2 separate regions of the Homo sapiens genome follow, and region 1 is linked to region 2. The links are chromatin loops, found by intact Hi-C in ENCODE. Cell type or tissue: ascending aorta. All regions are shown on one strand. Each heading gives the region's core, and the rest is flanking DNA. Links, peaks and the distances in the headings are about the cores only.

The links. Peaks named below come from ENCODE experiments on the same cell type or tissue, not always from the same donor. Only the 100,000 strongest peaks of a DNase experiment are listed, where the experiment ranks them.
Region 1: a loop joins it to region 2, with 3 times the contacts of the local background. A loop is called at or near these places in 8 of 110 quality-filtered maps.

The regions. Positions count from the first base shown.
Region 1 is chr10:15,429,435-15,443,490 of GRCh38, forward strand. No RefSeq gene overlaps it. Among named protein-coding and RNA genes, the nearest start is that of FAM171A1, 65 kb to the left of the region's middle. RefSeq lists an enhancer at 4,676-4,970. In ascending aorta, for the core only: a CTCF peak has its summit at 4,821 (motif pointing right); DNase peaks (open chromatin) are centred at 5,337 and 5,591; H3K4me3 peaks cover 1,290 bases; H3K27ac peaks cover 5,019 bases.
Region 2 is chr10:15,560,016-15,575,247 of GRCh38, forward strand. ITGA8 (integrin subunit alpha 8) reads right to left here. Exons shown (of 30, transcript NM_003638.3): 25 at 12,196-12,354. Among named protein-coding and RNA genes, the nearest start is that of ITGA8, 150 kb to the right of the region's middle. In ascending aorta, for the core only: no CTCF peak of the experiment used is centred there; a DNase peak (open chromatin) is centred at 11,756; H3K27ac peaks cover 5,856 bases.

The DNA of each region.
Region 1 (14,056 bases), core at 218-8,217, 130 kb before region 2:
GTTGCCTCATTAAATGTAGTTTGCGTTATTTTTATTGTTGTTTTTGTTTGTTTGTTTTTGAGATAGGGTCTCCCTCTGTCACCCAGGCTGGAATGCAGTGGTGCAATGTTGACTAACTGCAATCTCCGCCTCCCGAGTTCAAGCGATTCTCCCACCTCAGCCTCCTGAGTAGCTGGGATTACAGGTGCCTGCTACCATGCCCACAGCCCGGCTATTTTTTGTATTTTTAGTAGAGATGGGGTTTCACCATATTGGCCAGGCTGGTGTCGAACTCCTGACCTCAGTTGATCCACCTGCCTCAGCCTCCCAAAGTGCTGGGATTACAGGTGTGAGCCACCGCCCCTGGCCTGTAGCTTGTTTTCTTTCTTTCTTTCTTTCTTTCTTTCTTTCTTTCTTTCTTTCTTTCTTTCTTTCTTTCTTTCTTTCTTTCTCTCTCTCTCTCTCTCTCTCTCTTTCTTTCTTTCTTTCTTTCTTTTCTTTCCTTTCTTTCTTTTCTTTCTTTCTTTTTGAGGCAGAGTCTCGCTCTGTTGCCCAGGCTGGAGTGCAGTGGCGCCATCTCGGCTCACTGCAAGCTCCGCCTCCCGGGTTGGCGCCATTCTCCAGCCTCAGCCTCCCGAGTAGCTGGGACTACAGGCACCTGCCACCACACCCGGCTAATTTTTTGTATTTTTATTAGAGACGGGGTTTCACTGTGTTAGCCAGGATGTTCTCGATCTCCTGACCTCGTGATCCACCCACCTTGGCCTCCCAAAGTGCTGGGATTACAGGCGTGAGCCACCGCACCCGGCCGCTTGTGTTATTTCTTATAGGAATCAATTATTTTAAAATATTAGAAGGCAATAGACTGGAAGCTTAAAAAGCCATTTGATGGTAATTCAGCCTCTTAGAGCTTCAGTCTTCTAAAACCCTGTAAGTCGGGGCCAGGCGCGGTGGCTCACGCCTGTACTTCCAACAATTTGGGAGGTCCAGGAAGGTGGATCACTTGAGGTCAGGAGTTTGAGATCAGCCTGGCCAACATGGTAAAACCCCTTCTCTGCTAAAAATACAAAAATTAGCCAGGGGTGGTGGTGCACACCTGTAATCCCAGCTACTCGAGAGGCTGAAGCAGGAGAATTGCTTGAACTCAGGAGGTGGAGTTTGCAGTGAGTCAAGATCGTGCCACTGCACTCCAGTCTGGCTGACACAGTGAGACTCTGTTTCAGTAAATACATAAGTAATAAATAAATAAGACTTAGAAGTGGAATGGCAGCATTACGCATTCACATATTCTACTTCAAAATGCCAAATAGCTCTTTGAAGTAGTGGCAACAACCTCTACTCCTACTCCTACCTGTGGTGTTTGAGAGCTCCAGGTGTTCATCATCCTCCCCAAACCCCTGCTTTTAAACACTTTGATATTGAAAATTTTGAATATATACAAAAATAGGGAGATTAATGAACCTTTAAGGTCCTGTCATTCGATTTTAATAGTTACTAATTCACAGCCAGTCTTGAATCATATATACCGATCACACTCCTGCAGGTTATTTGAAGCAAATTTCAGTTCCAGGATAACACTCTGAAAGATAAGAACTCTTCATTTTTTATTTTTATTTTTTGAGACAAGGTTTCACTCTGTCACCCAGGCTGCTGTGCAGTGGTGTGATCACACCTCACTGCAACCTCAACCTCTCAGGCTCCAGCGATCCTCCCACTTCAGCCTCCTGAGTAGTTGGGGCTATAGGCACGTGCCACCATACCCAGCTAATTTTTAAAATTTTTGTAGAGATAGGGTCTCACTACGTTGCTCAGGTTGGTCTGAAACTCCTGAGCTCAAATGATCCTCCCTCACCCTCCCAAAAGTGGTGGGATTATAGGCATGAGCTACTGCACCCAGCGAGGACTCCTTATTTTAAACATAACCAAAACACCATGATTACACTGAAAAAATAATCATCAATCTTTCCTTGTTGAAATAAAATAACCAGCCACGGTTCAAATTTCACAACTGTCTCATAACATTTTATGGTTGGCTTGACTCACATCCAAAATAAGATCCATAAATCACAATTGTTGATATGTTTCTTCAATATATTTCAATTGGTGGGTTCCCTCCCCATCTCTCTTTTTTTTTGGTTGGTATTTATTTATTGAAAAATAAAAACAGGATTGTTTGTTCTATAGAGCGGAGGTCCCAAACCCCAGGCCACAGACTGGTACTAGTCCATGGCCTGTTAAGAACTGGGCTGGCACAGCAGGAGGTGAGTGGCGGGGGAGTGAGCAAAGCCTCCTCTGTATTTACAGCTGCTCCCCATTGCTCACATTACTGCCTGAACTCTGCCTCCTGTCAGATCAGTGTGGCATTAGATCTAATAGGAGCGGGAACCCTGTTGTCAACTGTGTGTGTGATGCATCTACGTTGCGTGCTCCTTATGAGAATCTAATGCTTGATGATCTGTCACTGTCTCCCGTCACCCCAAAATGGGACCATCTAGTTGTAGGAAAACAAGCTCAGGGCTCCCATTGATTCTACATTATGGTGAGTTTTATAATTATTTCACCATCACCTGAGGTCAGGAGTTCAAGACCAGCCTGGCCAATATAGTGAAACCCCATCTCTACTAAAAATACAAAAATTAGCCTGGCGTTCTGGTGCGGGCCTGTAATCCCAGCTACTCGGGAGGCTGAGGCAGGAGAATTGCTTGAACCAGAAGGCGGAGGTTGCAGTGAACCGAGATGACACCACTGCCCTCCAGCCTGGGCGACAGAGCGAGACTCCGTCTCAAAAAAAGAAAAAAAAAATTATTATACATTACAGTGTAATAATAGAAATAAAGGGCACAATAAATGTAATGCACTTGACTCGTCCCAAAACCATTCCTCCCAGCCCCGCTCCAACCGCCCACCGGTCTGTGGAAAAATTATCTTCCATGAAACTGGTCTCTGGTGCCAAAAAGGTTGGGGACCGCTGCTGCAGAGGTTCTCACAGCATGGATCTTAGTGAGTACATGGTGTGGAACATGCTCCTCTCTCTCTGTGTGTTCTGAAAACTGGTGTCAGAGTTCGATCAGATTTATGTTCAGTTTTTTTTTGATCCCATAGTTTGCAAAGTGCTCTTGTACCTCCTTTCAGAACGTGTTTCCAGGCAAGGAATTTGGAATTCCCTGCAAGGACAAAGGTCATGTTTTCAAACAATGAGAGGCAACATTCCCAGTTATACATATACATGTTCTAGGTAATTTTTCACTTCTTTCTTTTCCTACATTTGATGACAATCTTGGGAAGTGGGGGGAGTTGTCAGATTGAAACATTTACAGCATCAAAATAATAATTTCTAAGCCAAAGCCAACTTCCCGTGCACTCTGGATCCTGCTCCTTCTCCAATGGTAATCTAATTTTACCTTTGATTCCATCCAGTATATACGGGATTGGAGTCCAGGAAACTGAAAAATTATCTTTTGTATTATCTTTTATCGTTCTCTTTAATTAATAAAAAATAAACCAGACATCCTTCCAAGTTTCCAGGCTATTTGGCTGGGTTAAGAGAAGGCAGAATAAATACAGTGAAAGCTAGTTGCTCAAAAAAACAAGAAACAAAACTCAAACCCAGAAAGAAGTTATATAGTATTTTCTCACTCCATTCTTGGTTAAAATTCAGTCTCAGCGAACAATTTGTTACAAAAAAAATTGAAGTCTGTAATATTGTTGAAGTTTATCTCATTTTTTTCTTTAAATTTATCTATCTCCCTTTTTTCTTTAAATTTCTCCCTTAAATTCTGGATTGAGAATTGACAATTGATTTGAGAAATGGAAGAAACATAAAGGAGAAAAGGGAGCCTTCTGGTTTAATGTGACGTAAAGTTCATAAAGCTGGAATGAAACTGTGCTTTTCATGCTTGGTTTAGGTGCCTAAGACATTTCAAATGATGGCTACAAATATACATAGAATAGGGGGAAATTTCTCTATTCTTTCCTAAGCCTTGGGTTGGTTTCTGGGGAATATTAACACACACAGACTACAGACTCCCTTTACAAAGCTGGGCATTTTCACACATGCAAATACAGTTTTGGGGGCTGGTGAGCATTATTTGAGTGGTTGCTTGGTATCGTTTTTTAAAAAAATAATCATTTTCAATTATCTTTATTTATCTGTTTTAATTTTTTAGAGACAGGGCCTTCCTCTGTCTCCCAGGCCAGAGTCCAGTGGTGCAATCATAGTTCACCACAGCCTCCAACTCCTGGACTCAAGTGATCCTCCTGCCTCAGCCTCCCGAGTAGCTGGGAATACAGGCATGCACCAAGCCAGGCTCTTCTTGTTTAAATTCAGTTCAGTGAAATATTTTTAAAAAACAGAATCTAAATATTTAATAGCAAATAATGGGATAACATTTATTAAAATTGTTTTTAACTTTGAGACCAATAAGCATATACACAAACATATAAAGAAAGTATTTTGCAGGATGGATGGCAATATTAACTTTCTTTATGACTCATTGTTGAGCTTTCCAAAGTTATGTTAGCTAAATTATTGAAGGGTTTCATTGATAGAAATTATGAAACCATCCTTGAATACAGACAGTTCACTAGCAGGCAAGCAATCTATATTTCACACAGCTGGAAGATGTGAGGAGATAAGGAGTAAAGGCTGTGGTGTGTTTATCACCGCTGATCAGCACACAGACTTCAGATATAAGAATGTGTTAAAACAATTTTTCCCCCAGGTTTTTCAATTATATGCTTTAAGACTGACATTATCAGCGGGATCACCTTTTAGAATGGAGATGAGCAACTTAACACATACAATACTATTAATAATTCTTCAGTTTTGTCCGTCAGCCACCAGAGGGCAGTATTTTCTCTCTTTCTCTTTCTCCCTCTCCCTCCCCCGTCTTTCTTTCTCTCCGTCTCTCTTCTTTTTCTCTCCATTTCCTTCCTTCCCCCCCTTCTCTTTCTCTCTCTCTCTCTCTCTTCTCTCTCTCCATTTCCCTCCTTTCTTCCCTCCCTCTCTGCGTCTCTTTCTCTTCTTTCTCTTCCTCCATTTCCCTTTCTATCGCGCACGCTTTCTCTCTCTACCTATTTCTCCCTCTTTCCCTGTCTCTCTCCCCCATCCTTCTCTCCTCCATACATCGCTTTCACTCCTCATCTCTCTCTCTCTCTCTGTCTCTCTCTCTCTCACACACACACACACACACACACACACACACACACACACACTGCATACTTCATGGAGATAACTTATCCCATGGGGGACTGACCTAGTTCTGCCTGCTCCCAGCGCCCCTCCCTCACTTTCTTGCACCATGTGCTCTGGTCCGGGCTGTCCTCAGAGCATTCACTCTGGTCTCCTGGATTCTAATCTTCCAGGGTGCTGCCAGGAGTGGTATTTTGACCACATATCTTTCCTGTTTAAGATCCTTCAAGGACAGCGTCTCTCTGGGATTCAGGGACATTTGGACACGTCTCTGTCTTAGCCACTTACCCCATGGAACTGTCATGATTGATTTATGTGCCCATCTTCCACACTGGCATAGGAACTCCTCTAGGATGGAGACCTGGCAGCAGATATTGTTTTTGGTAGCCTCAATTCCTAGCAGGATGCCAGACACATAGCACGCTGTGGCCTCAGTGATTAACCAGTCATAGCTGAGGAACTCTATATACTGACACTGTTGCATTTTGTCAAATATGTATGCGTTGACTCGCCCTCTCTGCCAGCCTCCGATTCACACCAGAGGAAGCTAAGGAGGGGTTTGAATCCTTGCATCAACCGGGGCTTCCCCTTGTTATATCCATTTAAAGAGGGCTCGAGGGTTAACCATTGCTTTAAACATACATTTATAGATTTTAAAAATTAGGCCAAATGTGGTGGTTCACACCTGTGATGCCAGCACCTTGGGAGGCCAAGGTGAGAGGATCACTTGATGCCAGGAGTTTGAGACCAGCCTGAGCAAAATAGTGAGACCCCCATCTCTAATAAAAACTTAAAAATTAGCTGAGCATGGTGGTGCATACCTGTAGTCCCAGCTACTCAGGAGGCTGAAGTGGGAGGATCACTTGAGCTCAGGAGATCAAGGCTGCAGTGAGCTAAGATCTTGCCACTGCATCCCAGCCTGAGCAACAGAGCAAGACTTTGTCTTTAAAAAAAAGAATAAAAAATAAAAATATATAATTAATAAAATATAAACATAAATAAAAATGGACCACCTTAGCAGAGATTAGTTGACAGCTGAGAGCAGGAAGGAGATCTGGGCTAGAGACTGGGAAGGTTGGGGTGTGCCTGGGAGAGGCTGGGGCTGGGGGCAGGAGGACAAAGTATCCCAAACAAGGTTTCCAGCGAAATCTTTAACGTTCACCAACAAGGCAGTGCTGGACTTGGTTTCACCACTAGCAGCCTCTCCTTCTCCATTTTTGTAACATGTGCTCTGTTTTACTTTGAGCAAGAAAATTAAGATATATGGTTTGGCTTTAAAAGGCATAGTTCTGGGGCTGGGCATGGTGGCTCACACCTGTAATCCCAGCACTTTGGGAGGCCAAGGCGGGTGGATCACGAGGTCAGAAGTTCGAGACCAGCCTGACCAACACGGTGAAACTCCATCTCTACAAAAATACAAAAATTAGCGGGGCATGATGGCACCCAGCTACTCAGGAGGCTGAGGCGGGAGAATCGCTTGAACCTGGGAGGTGGAGGTTGCAGTGAGCAGAGATCATGCCATTGCACTCCAACCTGGGCGGCCAAGCGAGACTCCGTCTCAAACACACACACACACACACACACACACACACAAAAAAAAAAAAAAAAAAAAAAAAAAAAAAACAAAACCAAAAGGCATAGTTCTTTTTTACCTGGCAACACACGCACATGGTAAACAGAAGTCCAAACAGTACAAAGGGGGTAGAATAAAAGTTGTTTTAAAAATGGCAAGCGAGGCTGGGTGCAGTGGCACGCCTATAATCCCAGCACTTTGGGAGGCCGAGGTAGGTGGATCACCTGAGGTCAGGAGTTCGAGACCAGTCTGGCCAACATGGCGAAACCTTGTCTCTACTAAAAATACAAAAATTATCTCGGCGTTGTGGCACACACGTGTACGCACAGCTGCTTGGGAGGATCACTTAAACCCAGGGGGTGGAGGTTGCAGTGAGCCGAGATCTCACCACTGCACTCCAGCCTGGGCAACAGAGTAAGACTCCATCTCAAATTAAAAAATAAAAAGGGCAGGCAAAATATCTCTTGCTTTAATTTGTCTATTTCATCTTGCTTAGTTTTTCTTTTTCTTTATTTTAAATGCCTTCCCAAAGCTTGAAACAATTTTGTTTCCAAAAGATTGGTCTACAGCCATAAGAGTTTCTAAAACATTACTGATGAGCGTTTTAAGGATGTCTTATCTAAAATGTGGTTATGCAGTCATTTGTATTTATACATCTCCTTCTCAAGTCTGGGTAAACAAAACTCATCAGAGCACTTACCAAAGTCAGTGGAGAGCAGCTGGTATAGGGTGCGCGTCAGGAATGAGTAAGGCAGGTGAATCAGATGTCTACCATTCGCACCAATTGCTGCAAAATCAAAGACAGATCAAAGCCCTCAGAATGGTTGGTCCGAGCTTGCAAACTTTTCCTTTTCACATCTTGCTGGCAAGTGCTATTCAGGGTGAAAAAGATCTGGGAGAGAACAAAAATGATTATTCTGTTTTGTCTAGATGTGGAAATTCTGCCCTAGACTCCTTTGAGTTTAGAAGAAAAGGTGAAAGTTATTGCTAGATCTAAATAAGTCCCAGTTGGGAAAGATCTCAAGACAAAAAATTTTCATGGCATGTTGATACTTCAAAGATGTAATGTGAGGAGGCTTTTATATTTTGGATTTGAATGAGTATGGTCTCTTCATATTTACTCCATTTTAAGGATATACATTCTTAAAGGGTGTTGACAATGTAAACATTTCTTAATGTGGTCTCAATTGCATTATTTAAAAAGCTGTTGAAATGGAAAAAGGAGTCCAGACTGGAGACACGTCGAAGATCTAGAGAAAAATCCAGTGTTCAAAGGCGTGTGATAAAATGAATGGGAAGGAAATATTTGGAGACAAAAACCAAAGAACCTAACGGAGAAGAGGATTTTTATGGCCATCTGAAGCTCCTACAGCATGTTAATCTGAACAGTTATGGTCCAAGATGAAAGTGTTTAGTACACTGTTCAGTAAATATTATTGTTGGTGATGAAAAGTTTATTATGGAGAAAAAGGGAATTTTGTGGATGAAGACAAAGAAAATTGTGAGGCAACATGTCCAGAGATCTTGAAGGGCTGCGAAAAATTTTTGAAATGTAGATAAAGAGTAAACTATTTTCTCCAAGTATACAATAAGAATTTGGAGTGATATAAAATAATTTATATTATATAATTTATATAATTATATGTAATATATAATTTATATAATTATATGTAATATATAATTATAATTATATAATGACAAACAATTTAGTTAACTTTTGCCTAAAACATTCCAAACAGAAATAACAATTTATACTAATTAAAAATTTACTGACATAAACTGTTCAGTGATTCACATAAACCTGGTAAAGATATGTGTTATTAATAATTATTCAGGCTGGATATGGTTGCTCACGCCTGTAATCCCAGCACTTTGGGAGGCCGAGGCAGGAGGATCAGGAGGTCAAGAGATCGAGACCATCTTGGCCAACATGGTAAAACCCCGTCTCTACTAAAAATGCAAAAATTGGCTGGGCGTGGTGGTGCGTGCCTGTCATCCCAGCTACTCGGGAGGCTGAGGCAGGAGAATCACTTGACCTCAGGAAGCAGAGGTTGCAGTGAGCCGAGATGATGCCACTGCACTCCAGCCTGGAAACAGAGTGAGACTCCATCCAAAAAAAGAAAAATAATAATAATAATAATTATTATCATTCAGACTTGGGCTGAGGTGGGAGGATCACTTGAGCCCAGGAGTTTGAGACCTGCCTGGGCAACACAGAGACCCCTGTCTCTACAACATAAAAATAATAAAGTCATCTGGACATGGTGGTGTGCACCTGTAGTTCTAGCTACCATGGAGGCTGAGGCAGGAGGATCACCTGAGCCCAGGAGTTTGAGGCTGCAGTTAGCTATGATTCTGACTGCACTGAAGCCTGGGTGATAGAACAAAACCCTGTCTCTAAAATAATATTAATGACAATTATTATTATTCAGACTTGGTACTGAATATTTACCATGTCTTCTGAATGCTCACATGTCTCACATGTTGAGTATTCTTGAAGAATACTTCAGCTGGGCATGGAGGCTCACACCTGTAATCCCAGCACTTTGGGAGGCCACAGTGGGAGGATCACTTGAAGCCAGGAGTTCAAGACCAGCTTGGGCAAACTAGCAAGACCCCATCTCTATGAAGGAAATTTAAAAATTAGCCAGGTATGGTGGTGTGCACCTGCAGTCCCAGATACTCAGGAGGCTGAGGCAGGAGGATCACTTGAGCCCAGGAATTTGAGACCAACCTGGGCAAAATAGCGAGAGCTGATCTCCATAAAAAGAATTTAAAAATTAGCCAGGCATGGTGGTATGTGCCTATCAGCTAGGCAGGAGGCTGAGATGGGAGGATCGCATGAACTCAGGAGTTTGGGGGTGCAGTGAGCTATGATCGCACCACTGCACTCTAGCCTGGGTGACACAGCAAGACCCTGTCTCATACACACACACAAAAGCCTCTCAAAGTTGGTTTCTTCCATGGGTATTCTTTTCTTCTAGGTAGCATCCTTGTGTTCCAATATTTACATGAAGATGATGCCTTGCTGTTTTTCCATTTTAGTTGAGCAAAATTTGTGGTAGGGGAGTCCAGAATGAGAAAAACAATGACAATTTCAAAAGCAGACCTCCCTTATTTTAGAACTTTGCCCTGGATTTCATTTTATGGCCAAAGTCCAGCTGGCCAACCTCTCTTACCCTGCACTGCCTTCTGTGATTTTGTTTGGGATGAAGGATCAGAGGAGACAGTTGACAGAGAGCTGACTTTGAGGCCAGCAGCAGGGCAAGCTGGGAGAGAGAGCTCCCCTTCCCTTCACCACGGGAAATGCAGGCAAAGCCCACACCGGTTTGTTTTTTTTCTCACTGATGGCAGAGGAATTCCTATCCCTTGGGGTTTACACTCATTTTGTGTGCTCTCCAAATCTCCCCACTTATCTTTAGACAGACTCCCAACAACCCTCTGGACACAACTCCAAAGGAAAGAGTTCGCGGGCCCACGTCGTGCTGGGGAATGACGCAGCTCACTTTTTCACAGGACGGAAATCTGGGAAGTGTTTAGTCAGTTTCACGGTGACAGGCAGGATATCAGCGGGAACCAGGTCATGACAGAATCCACACCCTGCTCTCCTCCCGTACACAGTAAGAAGCAAGTCTCAGCCAGCCAGCGTAGACTCAGAAACAGAGGGTGAGGAAGAGCTCCAAGCACTGTTTTGTTTCCTTTTTTTGCACGATTGAGCTTGTAGAAGCAGAGGTAGGAGAAAAAGAAAAAAAGAGAGAAAGAGATGAGAAGGAAGAGGATCTATGCTTCCAGGGCTAAAGCAACCCTGGCAGAGGTGGGGCTGCGAGGTAATCAACAACGCTTTCATTCGCTCTTCAATGTTTTCAATTAATTAATTGAAAAAAAATTTCTTGAGCGGCCCTCTTATTGGCAGACAACGTTCTAGGAGCTAGGGTTACAGCAGCGGAAGGTCAAGGCCCTGCTATCCTGGAATTTCAGTTATATTATATAGAATATCTGTCATATCCCGGGAAGGAAGATAATATCCAAGTAAACAGATGGTCCATGCAATTTTAGCTAATGAAAAGTGCTTGAAGAAAAGCCAGGCAGGGTTAGGGAATAAGTAGTGTGTGTTTGTGTGTGTATGTGTGTGTGTGAATTTCAGACAAGCAGTCAGGGAAGGCTTCTAGGAAGAGGTGACCTTTGAACAGAGGCTCTGGAATGAGGCGGAGAACAAGCCATGTGAACAATTTATCTGTACAACTGAGGAGTGCTTTCCTCTTCCTTAGCAGCGTGCACTTGTGTGCAATTTCTCCCCAGGATGGGACCACAGCCCCACTTCTTGAATCATAGAGAGACCGGGGAGTTAGAGAGAGGCATCTTCCACCGCAGTAGAGTTGGGTGACCAATATCAGAGCTGCGGCTGGACTGGGAGGGTTGGATCTGAGATGCAGTGACGTGAGGGTGGAGGGAACGGTACAGCCTCTGATTGTCACAGGGCTGCCGCCCAGGATACAGACTTGGCTGGGGATGGAACGGGTGTAGTTGGCTCTGCAAGTGCAGTTTTGACTCCAGCACAGCTACTCATCAGCTTGGTGCCCTGGGCACATTATTTAACCACTCTGGGTGTTAGTTTCTTTGGAGAATGGGGTTCATAAAGGTCCCTCTGCCACAGAGTCATTGGACTAACTGAGCTGATATACATGTAGAGGGTCCTCAGGAGACTGCCCGGCATAGAATCAATTCTACATAAGCTTTGGCTGTTATTAACACGTGCCACACTATAGGGACCCTGAGCTCTCCCCACTCTCCCACACCCCTACACCTACTCCTCAATAGGCTGATTAGTCTCCTTATAATACAGCCATTCTTGTCCCCCCTGGAAGCCACTTCTTCAGGGCCTCCACAGAGTCCTGCACAAAGGGCCGTGGCTTTGAACCTAAACACAAAGGGCCGTGGTTTTCACCAACCCGACCACACAGTATCCTAAGGGTAGATCCTGCAGTGCCTCCTGGCAGCCTTTCCTGACTCTTGGGATAATTTCTTTTCTAGAGTTGGATGCACCTTTCTGGCCTCTTTCTACCTAGAGCTAAAGAAAAAAAAATTCAAATTTAAATTTCCTTGGGAAATCTAGCAACGTTAAAAACCTGTGCCTTTAAATCCTTACGTGGAGAACTGCAGTCAAGAGCACGTAGGAAAATGCAAAAGAAGTGAAGATACAGCTTGATCTAAGGGATAAGACCTAGTGTTTGATAGAAATAAGACCTAGTGTTTGAAAGATCAGTAGGGTGGCTGTAGTTTATAATAATCTATTTTATATTTTAAAACAGCTAAAAGAGAATAATTCAGGTGTTATGAGGAAAAAACAATATTTAAGGTGATGGATAATCCAATCATACCTATTTGATCTCTAAAAATTATATGAATGAATTAAATGATTACATGTACCCCCAAATATGTACATCTATTATGTATAAATAAAAAACAAACTTATTTCAAAAATCAGAAATAAAAACCAAAGAAATGGAGAACATAGCGATTGTTTAAAAACATTGATCTGGTCATGATACTCCTCTGCATAAGGCATTTTACCATCACAAGTGGTCCATTGCCCACTATATCAAGTTCAAACTCTGGCTTGAGGCCAGGTGCAGTGGGTCCTGCCTGTAATCCCAGCACTTTGGGAGCCGGAGGTGGGAGGATCGTTGAGCCCAGAAGTTCAAGACCAGCCTGGGCAACATAGTGAAATCCCATCTCTACAAAAAACACAAACATCAGCCAGGTATGGTGGTACCTGACTGTGGTCCCAGCTACTCAGGAGGCTGGGGTGGGAGGATCGCTTGAGCCGGGGAAGTCAAGGCTGCACAGAGCCATGATCGTGCCGCTGCACTCTAGCCTGGGTGACAGAGCAAGATCCCGTCTCAAAAATAAAACGAAACAAAACAAAATTCTGGCTTGGGAACTTTCCAGCTCGGCCTCTACTTACCTTTCTAGCGTCATGGCTCCACACTGCGTTTCCTTATCTGGGAATCCCAGCCTTACTGAACTTTCAGCTTCTGCAGCCAGCCACGCTCTTTCTGGCCTCCGGCTTTGCTGTGTGCTGTTTCTCCAGCCTGGCGATTTGCTCTGTCCCCAGCCCCTGCACTCCTTTACCTGATCTGCTCCGATTGATCCTGCAGTCCTCCGCGGCTGAGTCACTTCCTTCTGCAGGGAAGCCGTCCTGGGTTCTCCTCCGAGGACTGTCTCAGCAACCATCGCCTTCTCCACTGCAGAGGGTGTCTCCCTGTTCCTAGGGGAGGCCTGAGCACCCCATTGTATGTGTCCCTTCTCGCTCCACCCTCAGAAGCAACCAGAGTAGCAACCAGTGAGTTTATTTATTATTTATTATTTATTTAGTTTTTTGAGATGGAGTCTTGTTCTGTCGCCCCGTCTGGAGTGCAGTGGTGCGATCTCAGCTCACTGCAACCCCTGCCTCCCAGGTTCAAGCAATTGTCCTGCCTCAGCCTCCCAAGTAGCTGGGATTACAGGTGCCCACCACCACACTGGCTAATATTTGTATATTTAATAGAGACGGGGTTTCACCATGTTGGCCAGGCTGGTCTTGAACTCCCAACCTCAGGTGATCCGCCCACCTTGGCCTCCCAAAGTGCTAGGATTACAGGCATGAGCCACCATGCTCCACCTGTTTTAAAAATATATATAAATTTGTGGGGTACAAGTGCAATTTATTTTACATGCATAGTGGTTAAGTCAGGGCTTTTAGGGTGTCCATTACCCAAATGACATAGATTGTACCCCCTAGAGTAATGTCTCATCATTCACCCCTCCCACTCCCTCATCCTTTGAGTCTCCACTATCTGTTATTCCATGCTCTGTGTCCATGGGTACACATGATTTTTTTAGCATCTTCTTATGAGTGAGAACATGCAATATTTGTTTTTCTGTATCTAGCCTGTTTCAGTTAACATGATGACCTCCAGTTCCATCCATGTTGTTGCAAAAGGGATAATTTCATTCTTTTTTATGGCTAAATAGTATCCCATGGTGTATATATAACACATTTCCTTTATCCAGTCATCTGGTGATGGACACTTAAGTGTATTCCCTATCTTCGCTACTGTGAATTGTGCTGCAATCAACAGACTAGTGCAGGTATTTTTTTTTAATCTTTTTTTTTTTTGAGTTGAAGTCTTACTCTTGTTGCCCAGGCTGGAGTGCAATGTCACAATCTCGGCTCACTGCAACCTCCGCCTCCCAGGTTAAAGGGATTCTTCTGCCTCAGACTCCTGAGTAGCTGGGATTATAGGCGCCTGCCACCACACGTGGCTAATTTC
Region 2 (15,232 bases), core at 4,208-12,207:
ATGCCTGTAATCTCACCACTTTGGGAGGCCGAGTCAGGAGGATCTTGACTTGAGGCCAGGTGTTTGAGACCAGACTGGGCAACATAGTGATACCTCATTGCTAATTAAAAAAAAAATAGCCAATGTGGTGGGACAAGCCTGTAGTCCCAGATACTTGGGAGGCTGAAGCAGGAGGATCATCTAAGCCCAGGAGTTCAAGACTGCAGTGAGCTACGATCATGCCACTGAATTCTCAGCCTGGGCAACAGAGTGAGGCCCTGCTTCTAAAAAAAATAAAAAGAAAAAAAGAACAAAATTACAGATGTCCTTTTATGAGGACAGATTGGTGGAGGTGGAAATTTAACTGCAGTAGCTCAAGAGTGAAAGGATTTTAACAAATGGATAATTATTTAAAAAGATATGAAATTAAATCCTTCTGTTGTTCTTATAGTAAATTCCCTACGGCTGAGAGACAAGATGAGCCTTGTCCCCCAAATAAGGCATGAAAACAAATATTGATGTTTGTAGCAACACTATTTATAATAGAGAAGAAAAACTGTAGCTTAACACTTTGTAGGCATATACAGGTTACTGATTAAATAAGTTATGATCTATTTATACAGAATACTACTGGACAGGTTTTAAAAATGATGGCATGAAGCTCCATTGGAATTTAGAAAGATACAAGATATTAGTAAGGGGAAAAGACAGGTTTACAACAGCAAATGTAGTAAGATTGTATTTTTAATAAAAATGGATGTATCTGACATTGTAGATCTATAAATAGAAATAATCTGGAAGGGCAGTCCTCAAAGTGTTAGAGTAGTGGAGATCCGATGATATTAAGGAAGTTTTGCTTATTTCTTTTTAGGTATGATAATAATGTTGTAGATTTTAAAAGGGTCTCCTTATTTATTTATTTTTCATTTTTATAGACACGGTCTCACTCTGTCGGTCAGGCTGGAGCATAATGGGTACAATCGCAGCTCATTACAGCAGAGTGATCCTCCTGCTTTAGCCTCCCAAATAGCTAGGACTACAGGCACATCCTGCTGCACCTGCTGAATTTCATTTTTGTAAAGACAGCATCTTGCTATGTTGCCAAGGCTGGTCCTGAACACCTGGGCTCAAGTGATCCTCCTGCCTCAGCCTCCCAAAACATTGAGATTACAGGTGTAAGTCACTGTGCCTGGCCAAGTCTCCTTATCTGTTGGCTATATATATATATATATATATATATGTATATATATATATATATATGTATGTAAAATGTTTATGGATGTGGAAAAATAAGTTAATGCATAAATAAATGGAAAAATAACAGTAAACAGGTGGTAACACTATTATTTAAAATGCTCTTCTTTATGTTTTTACATGTTGCTTGATATATTCTTATGATAGCATTTAGCGTTCTTAACATAAAAATCATGAACAATGTACAAAAATGTAAAATTGTAAAAAAAGTAAATGAGAAATGAAAAAGTAGAGATAGCAAGCACAGCTTGGCTATAAATGGAAGGGGAAAGAGGTCCGTTCTTGGAAGAGAATACAGAGTCAAATTACTGCACTTACTGTTTGTTTTGAAGATGGGAGAAATTTAACAAAGTTTATAGAACCCAAGGAATGTCCAAGGAGAGAGGAAGAAGTTGAAGATACGGGAAATGGAGATACTTGATGTACCAAAGTTAATTCATGGAGCTGGAGGAATAATCCTCCTTTCTCTGGAAGTGTTAGAAAGCAATTGAGGATGGAAGAGAGATGATTAGGGGCATGTGGAAGGGTGGGGTGGTGTATTAGTCCATTCACACACCCCTATAAAGAACTGTCCAAGACTGGGTAATTTATAAAGGAAAGAGGTTTAATTGACTCACAGTTCTCCCTGGCTGGGGAGGCCTCAGGAAACTTACAATCATGGCAGAAGGTGAAGGGGGAGCAAGGTACCTTCTTCACAAGGTGGCAGGAGGGAGAATGAACAGGAGAGGAAATACCAGACACTTATAAAAACATCAAATCTCGTGAGAACTCACTCACTATCACGAGAAAAGCATGGCTGAAACCACCCCCGTGATCCAATTACCTCCACCTGGTCTCTCTCTTGACACATGCGGATTATGGGGATTATAATTCAAGATGAGATTTGTGTGGGGGCACAAAGCCTAACCCTATCAGGTGGGGAGGGGTTTGGGATGGGGAAATGGATCATTCCTAATAGTAATGATAGAGCTATTGCGTAGGAAGGACAGAGAGAGTGGTGAAGGTTTAGACAAGGCAACGAGGAGGGTGCTATCATCACAATGGCAGATGCCCCTGCGAAGCTGGCGGCTCCGTGAACGTGCGCCCCGACATCAATCTGTCATGGCGCCATCAGGCTATGGGGTAGAGAAGCCAGGCTGTGGGACTGTGCATGACTGAGATTTTCAGGGCAGGGGCTTGGAAGGATATTAGAAACAGGAGGTTATGGGGGCTTGTAAAAGCGTGTTTCAAGTAACTCATCATGGAGTCCAGGCTTGGCAGGAAAGAAGGTATGGCCAGAGGAAGTCCTGAGAGTGGGATGGGGTAACTGTGTCAGAGAAAGCATTTATACCAGGGAAGAAAAATTTTCTTGAAGAGAACAAGTGAGACCATCATAAAAACAGGAGATTGAATTGGAGGAGAAAGGAAAGTTGAGTCGAATGTCTTGGAGGCAGGGTAGCTTGAGGTGTTGTTGACCAGTGGCAGAAACCCTGGGAGGTGGAGTGCATGGACCGGAGGGTAGGCCTTGGATAGCCCAGCACTGTGGGCCCTGGGACATCCCAGAACCATGGCAGAGCCTGGCACAATGAGGAGGAGGGGAAGCCCCACAGTTGATCGAGGATGCTGTTATGGTTTGGATATTTGTCCTCCCAAATCTCATGTCGAGTTTTAATTCCCAATGTGGGAGGTGGGGCCTGGTGGGAGATGCTGGGGTCACGGGGGTGGATCCCTCATGAATGGCTTGGGCCATCCCATTGGCGCTAAGTGAGCTTCCACTCTGAGTTCATATGAGATCTAGTTGTTTAAAAGTGTGTGGCACTCCCTGCCCACCCACCCTCTCTCTCTTGGTTCTGCTTTCACCATGTGAAGTGCCTGCTCCCCACTCTGTCTTCTGCTATGAGTAAAAGCTCCTTCAGGCCTCCCAGAAGCCAAGCAGTTGCCAGCTCCATGCTTCTTGTACAGCCTGCAGAACCGTGAGCCAATTAAACCTCTTTTCTTTGTGAATTACCCAGTGTTATGTATTTCTAGCCAGGCAAGAATGGCCTAATACAGATGCCCAGTGATGGAGGATCTGATAGAACAGTTTTGATGGTATCAGATAAAAAGTGAGCTTAGACAGAAAATTAAGAATTGTGGAAATCACTAGCTAAAATTCTCTCATATGTTTTCTATCATATACTATGTGGGTGTACATGTAGATTTTGCTTTGAGATGAATCATGTAAATTTTTTATAGGTCATTGACAATTATGTTACAGAGGTTAACTCTGTGGTTAACCAAGCTACAGAGAAGAGGCACTATAAAAAACAAGGGACTGACTCTTTATTCCCAAGATATAGCCTATTATTATTATTATTAGCAGTAAGCAGTAATAGTAGTGGTGGTGCTAAAACAATAGCCCAAACAGCCAGGTGCGGTGGCTCACGCCGGTAATCCCAGCACTTTGGGAGGCCGAGGCAGGCAGATCACTTGAGGCCAGGAGTTCGAGACCAGCCTGGCCAACATGGCAAAACCCCATTTCTACCAAAAATACAAAAATTAGCCAGGCTGGTGGTGGTGCACACCTGTAATCCCAGCTACTCAGGATGCTGAGGCAGGAGAGGTGCTTGAACCTCGGAGGCAGAGGCTGCCATGAGCCAAGATAGTGCCACTGCACTCTAGCAGCCTGGGTGACAGAGTGAGGCTGTCTCCAAAAAAAAAAAAAACAAAAACCAATACCCCAAAGAAAACTCTTTAACTTCCGGTGTGGTTTCATCAGATGTATCTTGTGTACAAATAAAGAACATGTCCTATTGGGGTAAATTGTCATTCACAAACATTTTAAGTGGTCTCTCAATAAAACACAGGGCTTACTTTGAGCTACAGAATGACAGTGTCACGTGGCAGGGGTTGATGGAACACATCTCTTTCTTTTGTGACACAGTTTTACAAATAGAGGAATGCCACTCTTAAACACCATAGTCAAAAGATCTCCAAATAGCTTGCAAACCAGCTTTCTGAAATGACATTCCAGAAATTATTTAAAAACAAAACAAAACAAAAAGGAAGAAGCTACCCAAGAAATCTAAACAACAGTTAAAGCCCATTTTCTACATGAACATTTGGAGCCTCTTTCACAATTGACAGTGAACCTACAGGCCATGGTTTTCCACTGAGGGTGGAGGACGCTGGCCTCTTAGCATCCATGATAGGCAGACAGTTCCCAGGACAATTCATTAAGTGCTAGGAGAAGCTGGTGGTCACCACTAAAGTGTCTTCTGTAGAACAAATGAAAATGACTTCTTTCTGCAATAAGGAAATAATTGTTGGTAAACATGTTTCTTTTTACAGCTGCTACTCAGAATTTAGCCCAACAGGAATTTTCTATTTTCATCATTCTTTACCAAACTCTTCACTGTGTCATAGGTTTAAATTTATGGATTAAAGGGATACTGTGCAGCCAGGATGTGCAGTACAGTCGGAAATGTGGCATTTGAAAAAAGGAGTTGGGTGAAATTAGATGAAGGGCCCTGTGAACCCAAACAAAAGCAATGCACACTATCTTTTTCTTGTTTGTAATTTGTTTTTGGATTTCAGGTATTCCTAGCACACAAGAAACAACAGACAACTCTCATGTACTTTGCCTATAATTAAACCGAAGTGGAGACAAGCCCTGGGGGGCAGTCCACCATGTAATTTTCTTTAAGACATGAATGTTGAGGATTTGTAGGGAAAGAAAACCCCCACTTTTTTAACCTCCTGAAAAGTTCATGCAAAGCACAACTAAAAGAATCTACTCACTCCACTGGTGATGTTGATGCTTTCTTAGTATTTGAACATGGTGTTTTTACATTCCAAAATATATGTGCAAACCTGAAGACCATCTCAAAGAGAAGGTAAAAATCTCAGACTGTGTAATTCTTTTTGATGGTCGAGAATTGGATCTTCAGGCACTCTTAAAAAGGCAAATACAATTCTTCTATCACAGGTAGCATTCCCATAAGAAAGAGGAAGCATACCTAGGACAGACTGACCAGGTCCAGGGGCAAGCCATAGATGTCACTAGTACGTCACAATTGGAGAGGAAGTAAATTAAAATTGACTACTGTTTTCCTGATCAGACCTTCTAAAATAATAAACAGCTAAGTTCTTTTTTGTTTTGTTTTGTTTTGTTCTGTTTTTTTCTGGGAGGAGAGTTTATAGAAGACAGCCGAGTATTGAAGGGGCAAGTAACAGCCATCAAATAATGCTTCAGCTAGGACATAAATTACGGTTCCTGTGGTCAAGGCTGTCAAAATGATTCCACAAAGAAATCAGGAGTTAATGGTAAAGATATACTAAATAATCTTCTTCCTTTCATGTCCTGATTTTTTTTTTTTTTTTTTTTTTTTTTTTTTTTTTGAGACAGAGTCTTGCTCTGTTACTCAGACTGGAGTGTAGTGACGTGATCTCAGCTCTCTGCAACCTCTGTCTCCCGGGTTCAAGCGATTCTCCTGCCTCAGCCTCCTGAGTAGCTGGGATTGCAGGCACCCACCACCACGCCCAGCTAATTTTTGTACTTTTAGCAGAGATGGGGTTTTGCCATGGTTGCCAGGCTGGTTTTGAACTCCTGACTTCAAGTGATCCTCCTGCCTTGGCCTCCCAAAGTGCTGGGATTACAGGCATGAGCCACTGTGCCTAGCCATATGTCTTGATTTTTAAGGGTATGTGTGTGTGTGCGCACGCGTGAGTGAGAGACAGAGGGAAAGAGGTCAAGAACTGTTGTGCTAGGAAGTAACGAGCGCCTGCATTCTGAATTAAGGAAAACCAGTACACGAAGGCAGTTAGGAAGAAGAAAGTACCCTAAAGGATAAGACAAAACTATGCAAATTTGCCAAGCCACTGTCTGCGGGCCCACTCATTCTAAAACATAACTCTAAAACTCTCATTCCTAAAGAACGGACGGTTTCTGTGTCTCCGCTTTCCATGTTTGTACTATCTGGTTGTAATTTGGACTTCCCATGGGACTGGTCTGGTTCAGGAGACATTCTCGGCGGCAACCTCCAGCTTTCCACGGCTCTCACAGCAGTTTTTACAAACAGCATCAGCTTTCTCTCATGTTAAGCCCTTCTTAGTCTATAGAGTCTTTCAGGCCACTTTTATCTCAGGATTATTTTCCTGAACTTGGGCCCCAAATGGTGTTCCATAGTCTTAACATAGGTTATATGTGGGCATCTTATCGGTCTTCCTCTCCTAGGTACGGTTTCACATCTAAGCCTTTTCCCTCTGCATCTCACACTTAGCTGTCTATTACAAAATCTTGCCAATTAAAGAAAAATCCTAGGCCGGGCATGGTGGCTCATGCCTGTAATCCCAGCACTTTGGGAGGTCGAGGTGGGTGAATTGCCTGAGCTCAGGAGTTTGAGACCAGCCTTGGCAACATGGTGAAACCGCATCTCTACAAATAAATACAAAAATCAGCAAGGTGGGTGGTACATTCCTGTAGTCCCAGCTACTTGGGAGACTGAAATGGGAGGATTGCTTGAGCCTGGGAGACAGGTTGTTGCAGTGAGCAGAGATAGTGCCACTGCACTCCAGCCCATGCAACAGAGTGAGACCTTGTCTTAAAAAAAGAAAAAAAAAGAGGCCGGGTGCAGTGGCTCACTCCTGTAATCCCAGCACTCTGGGAGGCTGAGGAGTGCTGGGATTACAGGAGTGAGCCACTGCACCCGGCCTCTGAGGAGGGCAGATCACCTGAGGTCAAGGGTTCGAGACCAGCCTGGCCAACATGGTGAAAACCCATCTCTACTAAAAATACAAAAACTATCCAGGTGTGGTGGCGGGTGCCAATCCTAGCTACTCAGGAGGTTGAGGCAGGAGAATGACCTGAACCCAGGGGTCAAAGGTTGCAGTGAGCTGAGATTTCACCACTGAACTCTAGACTGACTGACAGAGTAAGACCCCATCTCAAAAAAAAAAAGAAGAAAAAAATAGAAAAAGAAAAATCCTTTACTCATTATGAAACTTTTGGCTCCTCAATAGGTTTTACTTTTTCAACCTCATCTTATCTAAAGATAACAGTCTGTGTGCAGGACTCTCCAAACCCTAGGATAAAGCCCATCAAATAAGAAAATTGATAGTTTGAAATAATTATTGTACTGGCTTTAGATTAGTTGAGAAATACTTCACTCAACTCTAAAATTTTATTCCAAGAAGGATCTGGAAAAAAATTAGCTCTAATGGATTGCTTTGGATGCTGCAGACAGTTGAACATTTCAAAATGTTGTAGATGGTACGATGTGAATAAGGTGCCATGTTAAAATCCTCTATCTCTGACCTAGACCCTGAAGCCTGGAGGGAGACCCTTCCCGGGCATCTGCTTATGCCCCTAAACTTACAGAAAACACAACTGAACCTGATGAAGCAGAAACTATCACCGGAGAAACAGGAACTCAAAGGCAGAGACATTTTCATTGGGAGGCAAAAGAGAAAGTGGGAAGGGACATCCTCAAGGCACTTCCATGCCCCTAGGCTGACCTCAGTTGGGCCCTGGGGACAATTCACAGGGGAAACACCAGTTGTGCAGCTCACCCAGCCCTTCCTGATCTCCTGCAGCCCCCAGGCTGTTGCCCACCCTTGATTCCACCTTCCCTCACGCCCTAAGGGTTGAAAGTGTCAACAAACCAAGCTGAGTGAATCCCATAAACCCTGATATGAGGCAAGTATTTATTTATTTATTTGTTTAGAGGCAGGATGTCATGCTGTTGCCCAAGCTGGAGTACAGTAGTGTGATCATAGCTCACTGCAGCCTCCAACTTCTGGGTTCAAGTAATTCTCCTTTCTCAGTCTCCTGAGCAGCTGGGACTCCAGGGACTACAGGCATGTGTCATCATGCCTGGCTAATTTATTTTTATTTTTTGTAGAAATGGGGTCTTGCTATGTTGTCCAGGCTGCTCTCAAACTCCTGGCCTCAAGTGATCCTCCCACTTCAGCTTCCCAAAGAGTTGGGATCATAGGCACGAGCCATGCTCCTGGTCCAAGACAAATATTCAGAATAAGAACTCACTGACTTCTAGAAGCATTTGTGTGTGTCTGCCCCTGCCCCATCCCAATTTAGTTGCTAATGCTCTGTGTTTGGGCAACAAGTGAGATGGTTGTGGATGAGAACTTTTCACCACTGTTTTTTAAACAGCCACAGGTTACAGGATGATCCCAGTGGTAGCTTATAAAAGCAGTCAGTGTCTCCTCCTGAAACTTTGGGGACATTAGGGTAGCTTGCTGAGATAACCAAACTATAACCAGTTTCTACTGTGATAAAAAATACCTGAACCTTGTTTGGGTCTTATCAGATGCTGAGACTTATGTGAGAAGACTTTCAGAGTTATGTTGTATTTGGAGTGCATATCCAGGTTATAGACCGGTTGTATTTCAGAAGGTTTTAGGCTAGATGTTTGGCATTCAGAATGCATTTCTCTTTAGAAATGATGTTTTAAATGGTGTTTCAGTTCTCAAGCCAGTCCACAAAAACCCAACTTAATCCTCAATAGGGCTTTGATGCCGTCAAAGTATGTATTTGTAAGGAAAATAACAATGTCCAGGACTGCTGCCATATGAGTAATTTAAAAAATAGAAGAAAATCCATTTGTTAAGTACATTACATTCAGCACATTACATTAGGTGGAAATCGATTTAACTGAGAAAAATTAGGAAGTATGTGGGAACTTGCAGGGATTCTCAGGGCATATTTGGGAAGTTGTGAAGGCTTTAGAGTTAGTGGCAATGGATCCCTGGAGTGTGTGACCTCTAAAATGCTTCTTAGGAAGTCTGGCTTATTTTTCACAAGTTTTCCTAGAGATCTGTGGGGATCAGGGAGAGGTAACGAAGAAGAGAGCATTTTTCCAGTGGGAAGTGGGCAACTTAAGAACACATAAGGAAAGGGGACGTTGACTACAAAGTGTATCTGAACACGAGGGAAAGGGATTTTGCTGAAAGAAAATCAATGGAATGATTAAAGAGGAAAACGTAGGAAGGAAATGGCCAATCCCTCAGCTTTAGAAAGCTGGGGAGAGAGCGCCTCTCTTACAGGCCCACGGTGGCCTGGGACATTTTGGGGGCTAGTCCAGTGGGGACTGGAGCATCCTCAGAAAGGGTGAAGAATGTGTAGACATGAACTACTCACAGATGCAGCTGTTTTATGAGGCACTTACTATCTAGATCACTCTTCTTGTAAAGAAACTGTAGAACCAAATAATCAGGAATTGAAGCTTAGTTCACTTCCCCGGTGAGTAAGATTGGATACTGGAATTGAATTCTTGCCTTGACAAATGTTATTTCTGCTGCCTCCCTGTTCCTTTTAGTAAGCCCATCCTCTGTCTGCTTCTTACTAAAAATAAAACTAACTATACAATTTTTTTAAAGAGATGAAGTCTTGCTATGTTGCCCAGGCTGACCTCAAACTCCTGGCCTTACGTGATCCTCCCACCTCAGCCTTCCGAGTAGCTACAAACATCGCTGTGCCTGGCTATGGCACAGTTTTGTTTTTTTAACAGCAATTCATTTTCATGCTAATTTGAATTTAAAATGGTTATTAAAATTAAAAATTTCTCAGATCTATTCTGTTGAAGACAACAACAGGTAAGAGATTATTTGTTTTTCACTAAAGTCCAAGTCATATCAAGAAAAGATGACGTTTGCATTCTCTAGGAAAAATTAAATTGCCATGTAAGTTAATAGCAACTTCACCAAAAAATTATTTAGCATCATAAGAGGAGAATAATTTCCAGTACTCTCAATTATTTATAGTCACTAATGTAAACTCTCTTGATTATCTGTTTTTTAATGTCTATTAATAAAAGCTCCTTTAGACTCTCTGGAGCATTTATTAAGTATAGGTGACAGTACTTTGAGAACCTGAAAGTAATAACATTTCAACTTCTCTATGAATTTAGAATTTCAAAAATTCACAAATTGCTATGATTAGTTATTTAAGGGAGATATTACTTTATATTGTATTTAAATCTTATATTCAATTTCCACAGATTGAAAGTTTTAGGAAAATGAACATAATTGAATTGCATTTTTAAAAGTATTAGCCTCAGACAGAATTTTACTCCAAGCACATACATTAAAGAATAAGTGGGGGCGGGGCGCAGTGGCTCACGCCTGTAATCCCAGCACTTTGGGAGGCCGAGGTGGGCGGATCACCTGAGGTCAGGAGTTCGAGACCAGCCTGGCTAACATGGTGAAACCCCGTTTCTACTAAAAATACAAAAAAATTAGTCAGACGTGGTGGTACACGCCTGTAATCCCAGCTACTTGGGAGGCTGAGGCAGGAGAATTGCTTGAACACAGGAAGTGGAGGTTGCAGTGAGCCGAGATGGCGCCATTGCACTCCAGCTTGGGCAACAATAGCGAAACTCCATCTCAAAAAAAAAAAAAAAAAAAAAAAAGAGAATAAGTGGGGAGTAGGGAACACCAGGTGCTTAGTATATACTATGGCTTGGTTTGCAAGAATCTGTCAACATTTAAGACAAGTCATCTATTAATACTATCGTAGTCACAGTATGCCACAAAAAAACAAATAACTCACAACCAACATGGTGTACATTAAACCAGTTACATAATATATACAAACATATATAAATAGTGTCAGATATAAACTAAACATTACACTCAAAAAGAGTTAGAGGTCTCTGCAGAATCATGTGCTCAAAGAATCTATGACTGAAAGTACATGTTAAATGCAATGCAGGATATGTAAAAGTGTTAATTATTTAAATGTTATACATTTGCATTTGCAGATGTTATTTTATAATAAGCTACTGTCCTTAAAGAATTTAAAATCATCTCAATGAAGAGCAAAGAGGAAATGAGAAAAAAAAATTCCAGGAAGGAAATATTTTAAAGAATCTTGTGTAACACAAGTGGCCTTATGTATAATTTCTACATAAAGGAGGAGGCTGTTGTCTCATAAGTCCTTTACTAATGAACCCCCTTTAGTCTTCCCTTTGAATAGGAGGCATGTTGGGTTGAAAAAGAATGCCTTTCAGAATGAGCAATGACCCAGTGTCACTGGCTGAGGTAGGGGCAGACCTGCTCTGTCTTGGCTGGTGGCGTGGGTATTCCATGAAGCCTGCGCTGCGCCATTTTTAATAGAGACACTGTGTCCTGGTAGCTACTAGGAGAACGTTCGTTCTTACATGAAGTTATCTCCTAAGGACAATATCTGACTACAAGATGTTGTTGTCTTTTGTTTTTCTTTATACAAATGTGGCATTTTCAAGGGCTTATGCTAATTAATTTCTTTCTTTCACAGAAAAACATGAAAGCCAAATTTGGATGTTAATCTGGATGGGATCAGCTCCTTACTCCTTGTTTGTGAAAGTCAGGCCCACAGACTGGCATCAGGCACAGGAGGTGGGTGCTTGCAGAGAGGCAGAATCTCAGGTCCAACCCCAGCCCCTGCATTTTAACAGACAGCCAGGTGATTCAGAGGAAGTTTGAAAAGCACGGCTCTAGGCTTTAAGCTTCAATTAAAGAATAGGGTCCAGAACATTCCTTTCTGGGAGTTCTCATGGCCCTTGGCAAATTGCCACGGTTCACCACTTGCTATGGGCTGCAGCTGGAAGAGCCTCTTTTGGCAAAGATCCTTACGAAATTTGGCAATAGACCAAAAAGACTTTAAAAATAGCATTTTATACTAATTCTCCCAGATGTGATATGTCTATTTATGATTTTGGTTTGGATGTGCTGCTAATTGAGCCAAAAATAAAAGGTGCCTATTAAAATGGGTGAAATAAATGACAAGTCACCATAAGCAACAAAACAAAAAGAAATTTAAATTTGCTAGAAGGGATATTTTAAATTAGGCTTGGTGTTTTAACTATAAAATGAAAAGTTCTGATCAATGATCACTGAAGCAACTTAAAACGATTTCACTCTTCTTTTTTAAACAAGCCCAGTTTGTATTTTTTTCATACCATAAAAATAAAATCAACAAAGCCACTGATTAGACCAGACTCCTACCTTTATATCCTGTGGATTGATATTAGGATTTGGTTGGCACTGCAGAGGTCCCAGAGTTTGAATATGGAAAATATAGAGAAGAAATTCATCCCGGGCAGAGAAAGGCCAGCCCACCTCCAGGATGGTGTCACTGATGGTACTTGGTCCAATATTGTGCAGCTGTAAACAAGTGACATGTTATCTAATGACCCAGCAGAAGGCAGAGAGATAAAATCAAACTCCATATACTCTATACCCATTTTAGAAAGCATGTATTATTGGTTTTAAGTCATCTGGACTATGACTATGGAAAATAAGAAAATTCAAAGTCGATATGGCAAGAAGCACTCTGAAAGCATCATGGGCTGGTGTTTAGAGAAAACTCTTCAATCTGTGAAGCTCTAAGAGTGGATTTCCTCAGTTGAAGACCATACTACCCTTGTCTGATAACTGTGATGCTGGTTTTAAATTTATGTTAATTTAATCATAGCGCTAGAAATTTTAATTTTGATTTTATGCCTTCAAAACTTAGTGACTGTCTCTTTACATTGAAATCTGCCTCCGCTTTCTTGACTACTGACTGTCAATTGCAACCATATGTGATGTACTCTCTTTCACCCTCTGGAAGAATGTCCATCCATCAAGTGCCAAGGCGGGCCCATGATCACCACAGTTCATTTCGAGTGCGTGTTTCAAAGCTGAGCTCCTTCTGTTTCCATCAGCAGATCTCAAGGCAAGAAAGGCCACATCTCATAAAGAGATGAACATTTTTTAACACGTGAATCCTATACTTGGAGGACACAAAATTGTTTGCCCAAAACACTAAGTGCATTTACATTTATTCCAGTGTTTTAAAAATTTAAAGTCAGCAGGGATTTTCTTCTTTTTCTTTTTTTCTCAGTTCTGAAAATTACAGTGATCTATAAAACAATGGATAATTGCTTTTGCTTATTAGATGGCCTATTTAATTCACCTTATCAAAGAAGCTTGGCAACCATTGATATAGTATATTTTGAGTCACGAGATTAGCAATGTACACAATATTTGATGATTGCTTTTTGCACTACCAGTAGCTACCCTAAACTTTCATGATCCACATTTATGCTAAGATTTGAAGCAGGACTGCCCTGAGAATGATTGGGTCTGAATATATTTTCAAACTTTAAAGTTTCACCATTCTTGAGCAGAAACCAGGACACACAGCTTTATTAAATTATTTGACAGCTTTTTTTTTTTCTTTTTTCCAGTGAGGTTCTTAATCAGAGTGGCCTTGGTGACTGTGTTATCCTTTTGCTATCAAAAGAGCTTAAGGCAAAGCTTTGATCCAGCTTTGGACAAGGCTCCTGAATCTGGGCCACAGGTTGGGCGGATGATGGAGGGTTTCATGCTGATGCTGCCCAGGAGTTGAGGCATCTTCCCTACGTTTGTAAACAGTTCATCACTTTTGAAAAGGCTTTATTGTTAATCTTAGAGGATGTTATTCATGTCCCTTGTAGCTCAAGATGAAAGTCATAGTCAGAATTACTAGATTAGAGGCATGAGTTACATAGGAAAGGAACAGAAGGCATTAATCGAGAAGGAACCTCAAACAGAACGCCTTGGAACATGGTTTTACCAAAATTCCCTGCCTGGTCCCTTGAAAACGAATAGGAATAACTACTCTTTACTGCTAGCATTGACTTTATTTAAAAAAAAAAACAAAAGCAAAAACAGAGCAAAACCAAACAAAAACCTGAATAACTACTAAACTAACCCTTTGCTATATGTTGGTTTCTTTTTAGAAAATTATTTATGTTTGTTTATTTTTTTATTTTTAGAGATTGGCCCTTGCTATGTTGGCCAGGCTGGTCTTGAGCTTCTGGCCTGAAGTGCTTCTCCCACCTCAGCTTCCTAAAGTGCTGGGATTACAGGCTTGAGCCACTGTGCCCAGCCATATATGTTGGCTTCTAACTGAAAAAAGCTTAAATGTTTCAGGTGATGGGTCAACAGATCCTCTCCCTGTTCACAACTTAATGCCTGAAATGGGAAAAGAACATCAGCTCCTTTTTATGCATCACTGGTTCACTTCTGGAAAATATTTTACTAATCAGTGAACTATTTAAAAATCTCAGAATAAGATATTCATTTCCAATTTGGGTTCTTTGGATGAAAAGTAAAATTATTTTTATCTATGTACCATCTACCCATCTCATATATTATATGTGCTTTTATTTCATTTTAGAGACAGAGTCTCACTCTGTCGCCAGGCTGGAGTGCGGTGGCACGATCTCGGCTCACTGCAACCTCTGCCTCCCAGGTTCAAGCGATTCTCCTCCCTCAGCCTTTCGAGTAGCTGGGACTACAGGCTCACGCCACCAAGCCCAGCTAATTTTTGTATTTTTAGTAGGGATGGGGTTTGACCATGTTGGCCAGGATGGTCTTGATCTCTTGACCTCATGATCCGCCTGCCTTGGCCTCCCGAAGTGCTGGGATTACAGGCGTGAGCCACCACACCCGGGCGCTTTTATATATATGTATATATATATTTTTTTTTTAGCACAATAATGAATAGTTCTTATTGTTTTCTGTCTGGTACCTTCTAGTTGGTGACATTCAGTTTAAAAGATGAGTGGGTAACCTTCAGTTTAAAAGATATAAACATATCTGAAATATAGGAAAAAATGAAGTAATGTCTAGGAAGCTAGCCATTTTTATGTCTAGGTTGTCCAAATATTTAAAAAAATGGAAATAATTAAAAACAACAATGACAACAACAATAGTAACAAGATAAAGTGTTTTCACTATGTAATGGCTTTCCTACTAAGGAACAAGTGATTATATCCAGTATTACTCAACCGAACACCCACTACACCCCACTGCAGTATGAGAGCATAACAGCATGAACCTAGGCAGTATATACAGCTCGGAACTTGGGTTGATGTCCTTTAAAATGCTATCTACTGTAGTTATAGCACTGTGAGTGGCTCAGGTGGGTGGATCACTTGAGCTCAGGAGCTTGAGACTAGCCTGGGCAACATGGCAAAACCCCGTCTCTAGAAAAAAATACAAAAATTAGCCA